2 separate regions of the Homo sapiens genome follow, and region 1 is linked to region 2. A link is a contact called in ENCODE Hi-C or POLR2A ChIA-PET data. All regions are on one chromosome and are shown on one strand. Each heading gives the region's core, a stretch centred on a gene start or an enhancer-like site at or near the end of the contact. The rest is flanking DNA. Distances are from core to core; before and after follow the strand shown.

Region 1 (5,578 bases), core at 1,437-3,936, 3.2 Mb after region 2:
CACCGTGTTAGCCAGGATGGTCTCGATCTCCTGACCTCGTGATCCACCCGCCTCGGCCTCCCAAAGTGCTGGGATTACAGGAGTGAGCCACCCCGCCCGGCATGAAAGTAGCATTTTTATTTTTTAACTAGAGAGGCTACTTTTTGGAATAGTCTCTCTACTGCTACACTTACTTTTTTTTTTTTTTTTTTTTTTTTGAGACGGAGTCTCCCTCTATTGCCCAGGCTGGAGTACAACGGCGCAATCTCTGCTCACTGAAACCTTCACCTCCTGGGTTCAAGCGATTCTCCTGCCTCAGCCTCCGGAGTAGCTGGGACTACAGGCATGCACCACCACACCCAGCTAGTTTTTGTATTTTTAGTAGAAACGGGGTTTCACCATATTGGCCAGGCTGGTCTCTAACTCCTGACCTCGTGTTCCGCCTGCCTCGGCCTCCCAAGTATAGGGATTACAGGCGTGAGCCACCGCGCCTGGCCTTACACTTACTTTTCACCCAAGTTTTTAAATCTACTTTCCTAGTAATAGCCGTTCCTTACCTATTTAAATATCTCATGTGGCCTCCATCAAATGCTTCTACTTCAAGCCAATTTTAAACATACTTTTCGCGAAAAGATATGTTGTTTGGCTCTATTATTAAAAGCTGCTTAATGCCTCATCTGACAAAAAATTTCCCCTTACAGATTTTCAGAGTATGAAAGGTTAAGACTGATGTCCCTTCTACATTACTTAGGAGAGCTTTCAAATAGAAAAGCAAAAACTATTTTATATACATTCAAATTTATTTATTTATTTTGAGACGGGTTTTCACTCTTGTTGCCCAGGCTGGAGTGCAATGGCATGATCTCGGCTCACCGCAACCTCCACCTCCCAGATTCAAGCGATTCTCCTAACCTCAGCCTCCCGAGTAGCTGGGATTACAGGCATGTGCCACCACGCCCGGCTAATTTTTTTTGTATTTTTGCAGCGACGCGGTTTCTCCATGTTGGTCAGTCTGGTCTCGAACTCCCGACCTCAGGTGATCCGCCCGCCTCGGCCTCTCAGAGTGCTGGGATCACAGTTGTGAGCCACCGCGCCCAGCCTAATTCAAATTTTTTAAAACCCCGATTACGTATCACTTTCGGGGAGGGGGCTCCTTCAAAAATTCTAACATGCTGTGCTCTAGAAGCTTGTTCCCAGTGATAAACTCGCTTCAGCCTCACGCATCCCTTTAGATTTCTAGCCAATATACTCAGCCTCAGTATCATGACTTGAATCAAGCAAATCCTTATTACTTTTCCAAAGACATAAAGTCACTCCCCTCTTCTCTCTTCTGAATGGAGTCTAAAACAAAAGAAAAAAAAGGTTCCACCTTAATTGTTCTCCATACCTTTTAGGACGTAGTTAGTACCTTGAAAAATAACCTCCCGTCAAAAAAAAAAAAAAAAAAAAAAAAACCCTGTAAAACCGGCAGTTCCCACTGTACGCGGCAGTGCCAAGAATTCTTACCGGTTAAAATCGCCAAGGCTTTCCTTTATCATCGTAAAATGAAGACTGCCATAGAATCTGTATTCACCTCCACACAAATTTAAGATCTTTGGGACGACTGTAGGTTAATTAAATGCCTACTACATACCTATTTCATCCTACACTGTAACAAGATAGTGAAACCTCACCTCAAGTAGAACATGAAACACAGAAAATGTCCGTATCTTTCCAAAGTCGACACGTGCGGAACTACCTGCTCAATGGTAACTCCTCCTCGCTGCCAGGGAAGCGGCTGAGTTTTGGCAACCTCCCGTGTTTTCAAGAGACTGGAGTTAGGAGGCGGACTGGAAGTACCCACACTCAAGAAACCCAGACACTGGAGAGGGAAGTATGTTGCGGCGTGGGCATGGCTTCCTTCTAGTTGCCTAGCAGTACCTGCAGCTCACGGCGAGGTCCGCGTGGGGCTCTCCCAGGAGCTCCGCCAGGCACCTGGCGGCACCCACCACAGGTGCACTCGACTCAGGGCCTGGCCCCGGGACCACAAAGCAACAGAACCGGAGCGCCCAAGCAGCCGAGAGGCGACCCACGAAGGTTCACGCTTCAGGGCGCCGCATGGCGAGCAGCTACCGGGAGCTTAAGGCCTAGGGTGAAGTTACCGAAAGAGGCGAGTAACCCAGACAGCCAAAGGGGTAAAAGTAGGATTTCCGGCATGGGGAAGCCAAGGAACGGTTCAGGGGTGGGGGAAGCAGACATCTGGAGGAAAAATGTCCTCCACCCGCCAACGGTAACCGGAACAAGGATCCTGGACCTCCCGCCCCCAGGCAGGAACGACTGCCACCACCGATGCGAGAAAGGCTAGGGGGCCGCTTCCAGGGAGCCCCCAACGCGGCCTCGGCCTCACTCGGCGACCTTCCCTCGGCGGGGTGTCGCACTCACATTGTGAACGGGGCAGGGGGACGGGCGAACTGGTGGGCGGGCCTCTCTGGCGGCGGCTGCTGCTAGGGAGTCGACTTCTCTCCGGTGGCGACTCCGCTTTTTCTCTCCGGTCGCGGCCTCTTCTCGCTTCCCTCAGGCGACGGCGGCAGCGGCGGGCTCGACCTCGGGCCCCAGAATGCACCGCGCGGAAAGAGCGGCTCCTCCGGTCGGGGAGAAGAGGAAAGTGTAGGAAAAGGGGCGCGAGGACGGAGAATGAACGTGCGTGCGTGCAAACGAGGGGTGGTGAGGCCGGGCGGCGGCTGGTGACGCAGCAAAATGCCCGGGCCTTGCCGCCGCGCGTGCGCAGTCCTTGTTTTTGGGCTCCGGCGCGGCTTTCTAGAGATATCTACGGAAAGGGCGGGGCCTCCCAGCTCCTTCGCGATCCTTCCTGGCGCCGGCCCCGCCCTTCGTCCGCCACCCCACCCCCACTCCGCCCCCTGCTAGTCCCTACGCGTTCCCGCCTCTCCTCCCGCTCTGTCTTCTCGCGTTAGAAAACCGTTAGTGGCCCAACTGCCCTGCCATGCGCCTTCGGCGATTTCTCTGAGAAACGGTTGCGTTGACAGTGGGAGGCAAGGCTGAGGCGGAGGGACACGGAGTCGGGATCCTGGAGAACTGAAATGGCGCGTTGGTTACTCTTGAGGGAGTAAATCAGCTCACTGAGTCATCATTCCACCACAAAAACCTGTAAAAAGCCTGTGCTGTGGAAAAGGGCTCACTTCAGAATCAAGGGCCTGGGTCCACCTCGCCATTTTTCTGAAGGTTGGAGGCTCTGTCCAGGGACAGCGGAAATTCGAGGTTCTTGGCGGAGGAGGAGCATTTGCCAATTGGGGCGGGCTTTTGCCCCTACCTTGAGACCTTAGTGCTGTAGATGAGCCAGGAAAGGTATTTGAGGGGAGAGTCTAGGTTTCTGGGAATGGAGAGAGTAGGACATTGTGTGTTTCCACGCACATCGTTTGGGGGAGAAGGGGTTCCCCGTCGCTTTGTGCAACATATTAGTAGGGTGTAGTAGGGGTAGCAACCAAGAGACCCAAAACAGTCCTGCTTAAGAAGAAGCCGCTTAACGGTGGATTGGGGAAAAATACTCTAGTGCGCTGCATTTTGAACAGGAAGGAGGTTTAACGAAAGTGCTATAAAACCTTTCTGAAGAACGGGGCTTCATAATAAGCACTAAGGTATTTAGTGTCTGTGTTGTGCAGGACAGGTAGTGGGAGCTACGAAACCTGGACCCTAGCTCAAATGCCATTAAAAAGGGAAATTGGGCGGGGCGCCCGTGGCTCACGCCTATAATCCCAGTACTTTGGGAAGTTCGGTGGGCGGATCACCTGAGGTCAGGAGTTCAGGACCAGCCCACCCAACATGGTGAAACCCCATCTCTACTAAAAATACTAATTAGCAGGGCGTGGTGGCACTTGCCTGTAATGCCAAATACTAGCTAGTATGAGGCGGGAGGATAGCTCGAACCCCGAACCCGGGAGGCGGAGGTTGCAGTGAGCACTCCAACTTGGGCGACAGAGTGAGACCCTGTGTCAAAAAAAAAAAAAAAAAGGGAAGGGGCCGGGCGCGGTGGCTCACGCCTGTAATCCCAGCACTTCGGGAGGCAGAGGCGGGCAGATCACGAGGTCAGGAGATTGAGCCCATCCTGGCTAACATGGTGAAACCCCGTCTCTACTAAAAATAAAAAAAAATCAGCCGGGTGTGGTGGCACACGCCTCTAGTCCCAGCTACTCGGGAGAGCGAGACAGGAGAATCGCTTGAACCCGGGAGGCGGAGGTTGCAGTGAGCCGAGATCGCGCCACTGCACTTCAGCCTGGGCGACAGAGTGAGTCTGGGTCTCAAAAAAAAAAAAAAAAAAAAAAGGAAGTTAACTTGGCGCACTGGTTCACGCCTGTAATCCCAACACTTTGGGAGGCCGAGGCCAGTGGATTACTGGAGATCAGGAGTTCAAGACCAGCTTGGCTAACATGGTGAAACCCCCGTCCCTACTAAAAATACAAAATATTTGGCCAGGAGCAGTAGCTGACGCCTGTAATCCCAATACTTTGGGAGGCCGAGGCGGGCGGATCACGAGGTCAGGAGTTCAAGACCAGACTGGCCAACATGGCAAAACCCCATCTCTACTAAAAATACAAAAATTAGCTGGGCGTGGTGTGCCTATAATCCCAGGTACTCAGGAGTCTTAGGTGGGAGAATCTCTTGAACCCGGAAGACGCAGGTTGCAGCGAGTCTAGATTGTACCACTGTACTCCAGCTTGGTGACAGTGAGACTCTGTGTAAAAAAAAAAAAAAAAAAAAAAAAAAGAAAAGAAAAAATAGGTCACAACCAAATAATGGTGGCACTGAATGTCAGGCTAAATTTTTTTTTTTTTTTATGTTTTTGAGACAGGGTCTCACTTTAACTCAGGCTGGAGTGCAGTAGTGGTATCACAGGTCACTGCAGTCTTGACTTCTGGGTCCAATTGATCCTCCTGTAACGACTGAATTTAAATATATGTCCAGAGTCACAAATTGCAAAAGAGAACTTTATAGACTGATTTGAGCAATTAAAAAAATTGTTAATTGAAGGTGAGAACAATCCTATTTTATAAGGGGGCTTTCTAATAAGATAACAACTTAGAAGTTGTTAATTTTGTATTAGGAAGTCAAAGGGAAAGGGTGCAAAATGGTAAAAATGTCTCCTGGAGGCCGGGCGCGGTGGCTCACGCCTGTAATCCCAGCATTTTGGGAGGCCGAGGCGGGCGAATCACCTGAGGTTGGGAGTTCGAGACCAGCCTGACCAACATGGAGAAACCCCATCTCTACTAAAAAACACAAAATTAGCCGGGCGTGGTGGCGCATGCCTGGAATCCCAGCTACCAGGGAGGCTGAGGCAGGAGAATTGCTTGAACCCAGGAGGTGGAGGTTGCAGTGAGCCGAGATCATGCCATTGCACTACAGCCTGGGCGACAAGAGCAAAACTCTGTCTCAAAAAAAGAAAAGTCTCCTGGGTATAGGGAATAAAAATTGGGCCGGGCGCGGTGTCTCATGCCTGTAATCCCAGCACTTTGGGAGGCCAAGGCAGGTGGATCACCTGAGGTCAGGAGCTCAAGACCAGCCTGGCCAACATGGCAAAACCCCATCTCTACTAAAAATACAAAAATTA
Region 2 (6,145 bases), core at 3,365-5,864:
AACCATGCCCAGCTAATTTTTCTATTTTTTGTAGAGACAAGATTTCACCATGTTGGCCAGGATGGTCTCGAACTCCTGAGCTCAAGGGAATCCACCAGTCTCAGCCTCCCAAAGTGCTGGGATTACAGGCATGAGCCACCCCACTCAGTCAAAAGATAGTCTTGTTATGTAAGATACTATCACTGGGGGAAGCTGGGTAAATTTTACAACTTCTTGTGAGTCTAAAATTATTTCAGAATAAAAGAACACTGTCTAGGCAATACCACTCAGGACATAGGCATGGGCAAAGATTTCATGATGGGATCACCAAAAGCAATCGCAATAAAAGCAAAAATTGACAAATGTGATCTAATTAAACTAAAGAGCTTCTGCACAGCAAAAGAAACTATCATCAGAACAAACAGGCAACCTACAGAATGGGAGAAAATTTTTGTGATCTGCCAAAGTGTCTAATATCCAGAATCTAGAAGAAACTCAAACAAATTTACGAGAAAAAAACAACCCCATTAAAAAGTGGGCAACGGCCAGCCTCCCCGTCCGGGAGGGAGGTGGGGGGCGGCCCCCGCCCGGCCAGCCGCCCCGTCCGGGAGGTGGGGGGTGCCTCTGCCCGGCCGCCCCTTCTGGGAAGTGAGGAGCCCCTCTGCCCTGCCGCCACCCCGTCCGGGAGGTGTACCCAACAGCTGATTGAGAACGGGCCATGATGACGATGGCGGTTTTGTCGAATAGAAAAGGGGGAAATGTGGGGAAAAGATACAGAAATCAGATTGTTGCTGTGTCTGTGTAGAAAGAAGTAGACATAGGAGACTCCATTTTGTTCTGTACTAAGAAAAATTCTTCTGCCTTGGGATGCTGTTGATCTATGACCTTACCCCCAACCCGGTGCTCTCTGAATCATGTGCTGTGTCCACTCAGGGTTAAATGGATTAAGGGCGGTGCAAGATGTGTTTTGTTAAACAGATGCTTGAAGGCAGCATGCTCGTTAAGAGTCATCACCACTCCCTAATCTCAAGTACCCAGGGACACAAACACTGGGGAAGGCCGCAGGGTCCTCTGCCTAGGAAAACCAGAGACCTTTGTTCACTTGTTTATCTGCTGACCTTCCCTCCACTATTGTCCTATGACCCTGCCAAATCCCCCTCTGCGAGAAACACCCAAGAATGATCAATTAAAAAAAAAAAAAAAAAAGAGATAGGAAAAAAAAAAAAAAAGTGGGCAAAAGGCCAGGTGCGGTGGCTCACGCCTATAATCCCAGCACTTTGGGGGGCCGAGGCGGGCGGATCACGAGGTCAGGAGATCAAGATCATCCTGGCTAAGAGGGTGAAACCCCGTCTCTACTAAAAATATAAAAAATTAGCCAGGCACGGTGGCGGGTGCCTGTAGTCCCAGCTACTCGGGAGGCTGAGGCAGGAGAATGGTGCGAACCTGGGAGGCGGAGCTTGCAGTGAGCCAAGATCGTGCCACTGCACTCCAGCCTGGACAACGGGGCCAGGGCGAGACTCCGTCTCAAAAAAAAAAGGGGGGGGCAAAGGACATTAACAGACATTTCTCAAAAGAAGATATGCAGCCGGCCGGGCGCGGTGGCTCACGCCTGTAATCCCAGCACTTTGGGAGGCCGAGGCGGGCGGATCACGAGGTCAGGAGATCGAGACCATCCCGGCTAAAACGGTGAAACCCCGTCTCTACTAAAAAATACAAAAAATTAGCCGGGCGTAGTGGCGGGCGCCTGTAGTCCCAGCTACTTGGGAGGCTGAGGCAGGAGAATGGCGTGAACCCGGGAGGCGGAGCTTGCAGTGAGCCGAGATCCCGCCACTGCACTCCAGCCCGGGCGACAGAGAGAGACTCCGTCTCAAAAAAAAAAAAAAAAAAAAAAAAAAAGAAGATATGCAGCCAACAAACATGAAAAAAAGCTCAACATCACTGAACATTAGAGAAATGTAAATCAAAACCATAATGAGATACTATCTCATGCCAGTCAGAATGGTGATTATTAAAAAGTCAAGAAATAACAGGCCAGGCCTGGTGGCTCATGCCTGTAACCCTAGCACTTTGGGAGGCCAAGGGTGAGTGAATCACTTGAGGTCAGGAGTTTGAAACCACCCTGGCCAGCATGGTGAAACCCTGTTTCTACTAAAAATACAAATATATATATGTATATATATATGGCAGGTGTGGCGGCAGGCACCTGTAATTCTAGCTACTCGGGAGGCTGAGGCAGGAGAATCGCTTGAACCCGGGAGGCAGAGGTTGCAGTGAGCTGAGATCCTGCCACTGCACTTCAGCCTGGGCGACAGAGCAAGACTCAGTCTCAAAAAAAAAAAAAAACCCAAAACCAAAATCCAGATGCTGGCAAGGTTGTGGAGAAATAGGAACATTTTTACACTGTTGGTGGGAGTGTAAATTAGTTCAACCATTGTGGAAGACGATGTGGCGATTCCTCAAAGATCTAGAACCAGAAATACCATTTGACCCAGCAATCTCATTACTGGGTGTATACCCAAAGGAATATAAATCATTCTATTACAAACATACATGCATGTGTATGTTCACTGTAGCACTATTCACAATAGCAAAGACATGGAATTAATCCAAATGCCCATCAACAATAGACTGAAAAACTGTGGTACATATATACCATGGAATACTATGTAGCCATAAAAAGGAATGAGATCATGTCCTTTATAGGGACATGGATGAAGCTGGAAGCCATTAACCTCAGCAAACTCATGCAGGAACATGTTCTCACTCAAGTGGGAGCTACACAGTAAGAACACATGGACACAAGGAGGGGAACAACACACACTGGGGCCTGTTGGGGGGTAGGGTCAGGGGAGTGAGAATATTAGGAAAAATAGCTAATGCATGCTGGGCTTAATACCTAGCTGATGGGTTTATTGGTGCAGCAAAATTTGTGCAGCAAACCAGCATGGCACACATTTAACTATGTAACAAACCTGCACATCATGCACATGTACCCCAGCACTAAAAATAAAAATTAAAAGAAAAAAAGTTTAAAATATTTCAAATGCTTTAGTTTAATATGACATATTTGGCATAAAATTTATTGTCTTAAATTTTTTTGTATCCCACTTTTTTTTTTTTTTTTTTTTGAAACAGAGTCCTGCTCTGTTGCTTAGTCTGGAGTGCAGTGGCATGATCTTGGCTCACTGCACCCTCTCCCTCCCAGGTTCAAGCGATTCTCATGCCTCAGCCTTCCCACTAGCTGGGATTACAGGTATGTGCCACCATGCCTAGCTCACTTTCTTTCTTTCTTTCTTTCTTTTTTTTTTTGAGATGGAGTCTCGCTCTGTTGCCCAGGCTGGAGTGCTATGGCGTGATCTCGGTTCACTGCAACCTCCCGGGTTCAAGCGATTCTCCTGCCTCAGCCTCTCAAGTGGCTGGGATTACAGGCACATGTCACCACGCCCGGCTAATTTTTGTATTTTTAGTAGAAACGGGGTTTTACCATATTGGCCAGGCTGGTCTCGAACTCCTGACCTTGTGATCCGCCTGCCTCGGCCTCCCAAAGTGCTGGGATTACAGGCGTGAGCCACTGCGCCCGGCCACTTGTATTTTTTTTTTTTTTTTAAAGGCTGGGTACGGTGGCTCACGCCTATAATCCCAGCACTTTGGGAGGCCGAGGCGGGCAGATCACGAAGTCAAGAGAGCGAGACCATCCTGGCCAACATGGTGAAATCCCATCTCTACTAAAAAATAGAAAAATTAGCCGCGTCTGTAGTCCCAGCTACTTCGGAGGCTGAGGCAGGATTATCGCTTGAACCCGGGAAGCGGAGGTTGCAGTGAGCCGAGGTCGCACCACTGCACTCCAGCCTCGTGACAGAGCGAGACTCCGTCTCAAAAAAAAAAAAAAAAAAAAAAAGGGAGGCCATTGTAGGGAGGCCATTGTAGCAATTCAGGGGAGAGATGAATCCAGGCGACAGATGATGGGAGGTTTGGAGCAGGGAAGACAGAGAGAAGTGGAGAGATTCCAGATATATTTGAGAGACAAAACTGATAATTTGGGGTAAGGGAGGTGAAGGAGGCAGAGGGATCACGGACGCCCTCCTTGGTTTCTGGTTTAGGCTACTTGACAGATGGCGGAGCTATGCAATTGAGAGAGGGAATCCTGGGAGAGATTATGAAATCTCTGTATCTTCCGCAAGAATGTTTGTTTGCTTCCCTTGCGAGTGTAAGACGGAGCCGGGAACATTGAGGCTTGGGGCTGGGACTCAGCAGCTCTTCTGCCCTTGCCGAGAACTCTGTCTATATCTGTATTACAACACTTACCATAGTGTATTCATTTTACAAGGTATTGCACCCAGTGAACCATGAGGTAAGAGAGCAAGGGAAGAGTTTCTTCTCGGTGTCTCTAGGACTTTGCCCAGCAGCTGGCCCCGCCCCCTCCAGCGCTCTCCGCCTAGCCCCGCCCCCAGGAGATTTCCGGCTTCTCGGTACTGGCCTAGCCGTAAAGGGCTCCGCTCCGCCCCTAGAGCAACCGTTTCCTCCTCAGTCGGACCAGAGTGATTGATTAGTTTGTTGTCTAATCATCAGTCGAGCGGCCACATAATTACCAATTAGGCAGTAGCAGAGGCGGGTGCCGAAGCACGGGGTCTGGGTGACTAGGAAGAGCCGAGACTGCGAAGGAGAACGCAGCAAGCCCAGGCGGCGGTGGAAAGGTGATGGGGTATCTGGATTCCATAGGTTTTTCCTTTTCCCCTTGCTAGGTCAAGAGTCTCTTCGCAGCTTGGGGCTAGGATCTTCATTTGCCTTTTTTCTTTTTTGGAGGAAGGGGGCTGTGTCCACATATTTAAGTATTTGAGGTTCTTGGGCAACTTCCTTCTTACTTCGCCTCGAGGCGTATCCTTTTTTTAGCCTGAGGTGGGGTCCTCCCCAGGGAGAGAGAAAGTTGTTTGAGATCCTTTCTTACTCTGTGCGTGGTTAAAGGCCTCCGTACTCAGTTCCAGGGAAAGGGAGATGAGTGATGGTGGGGCCGAGACTCGCGGGTACTGCCTACTTCCGAAGAGTTAGACGCTTCCACCTGGGTGGAGGGGCCCTGGGAACTAGATTCCTGTGTTAGGAACCAAGTAGGTATTGAGGGCGAAGAAACAAGTGGAAAGAGACATTTCTTTTCTTTTCTTTTCTTTTTGAGACGGTGTCTTGCTCCGTCGCCCAGGCTAGAGTGCAGTGGCGCGGTCTCGGCTCACTGCAACCTCTGCCTCCCGGGTTCAAGCAATTTTCCTGACTCAGCCTCCCGAATAACTGGGATTACAGGTGCCCGCCACCGCGCCCGGCTAATTTTTAGATTTTTAGTAGAGACGGGGTTTCACGATGTTGGCCAGGCTGGTCTCGAACTCTTGACCTCGTGATCCACCCGCCTCGGCCTCCCAAAGTGCTGGGATTACAGGCGTGAGCCACCGCGCCCAGCCAGAAAAGAGACATTTCTTATGTGGAAGTTGTGGTAGTTCTCCAGGTAGGAGAGCCTACTGTGGGGTGGAAGACGTTAGGGCTGGGCTCCGGTGCTAAGTCCACTTCCTACCTCTAGACCGTCATCTTTTTTGCCTCATTTCTTTCTCCTCAGGCTGGAGGACACACCTAAACATGTGGAATCCCAATGCCGGTAGGTGTTTGGGGGTTCTGTTCCACCCCTAACCCTTTTTCTGATGGGCTCTATAACAGGAAGTTTCTGTATCAGCTCCCCTACCCCCGACCTGCTGTACCCGCAAAAGCAAAGTCCTTAGTCTAGAGCTGACCAGTGCTTTTTAATTTAATTTAATTTATTTATTTTTTGAGATGGAGTCTCTGTTGCCCAGGCTCACTGCAACCTCCGCCTCCTGGGTTCAAGCGATTCTCCTGTTTCAGCCTCTGGAGTAGCTGAGATTACAGACGCATGCTATCACGCCCGGCTACTTTTTGTATTTTTAGTAGAGATGGGGGTTTCACAATTTGGCCAGGCTGGTCTCAAACTCATGGCCTCATGAGATCTGTCCACCTCGGCCTCCCAAAGTGCTGGGATTACAGGCGTGAGCCACCGCGCCTGGACTGACCAGTGCTTTTGTCTTCCTCAGAGTTCACTGTCTCCCTCCTCTCCCTAGCCCTTCCAGGGACATTCCCCCTTTTCTCCCCAACTCAAGTTTGTCTCCCCTACCCT

What was found. A loop is a pair of places that touch in the nucleus more often than their neighbours do. ChIA-PET counts read pairs that join two places held with the same protein, here RNA polymerase II (POLR2A). Pooled maps may share reads with other maps.
Region 1: a loop to region 2 is called in a pooled map, with 6 times the contacts of the local background. The contact joins the promoter of PTGES3 here to the promoter of PRR13 in region 2. A Hi-C loop is called at or near these places in 5 of 50 pooled maps. POLR2A ChIA-PET finds 5 or more read pairs at or near these places in 2 of 52 experiments (Panc1 and activated CD4-positive, alpha-beta T cell).

Annotation. Positions count from the first base shown.
Region 1 is chr12:56,685,598-56,691,175 of GRCh38, forward strand. PTGES3 (prostaglandin E synthase 3) reads right to left here and starts at 2,687. Exons shown (of 8, transcript NM_006601.7): 1 at 2,401-2,687. The coding sequence starts at 2,402. RefSeq lists silencers at 288-347, 2,734-2,923 and enhancers at 1,794-1,843, 1,954-2,073, 2,572-3,097, 3,574-3,623, 4,150-4,675.
Region 2 is chr12:53,437,120-53,443,264 of GRCh38, forward strand. PRR13 (proline rich 13) reads left to right here and starts at 4,615. Exons shown (of 4, transcript NM_018457.4): 1 at 4,615-4,673; 2 at 5,576-5,614. The coding sequence starts at 5,596. RefSeq lists enhancers at 3,587-4,352, 4,083-4,172 and a silencer at 4,463-4,612.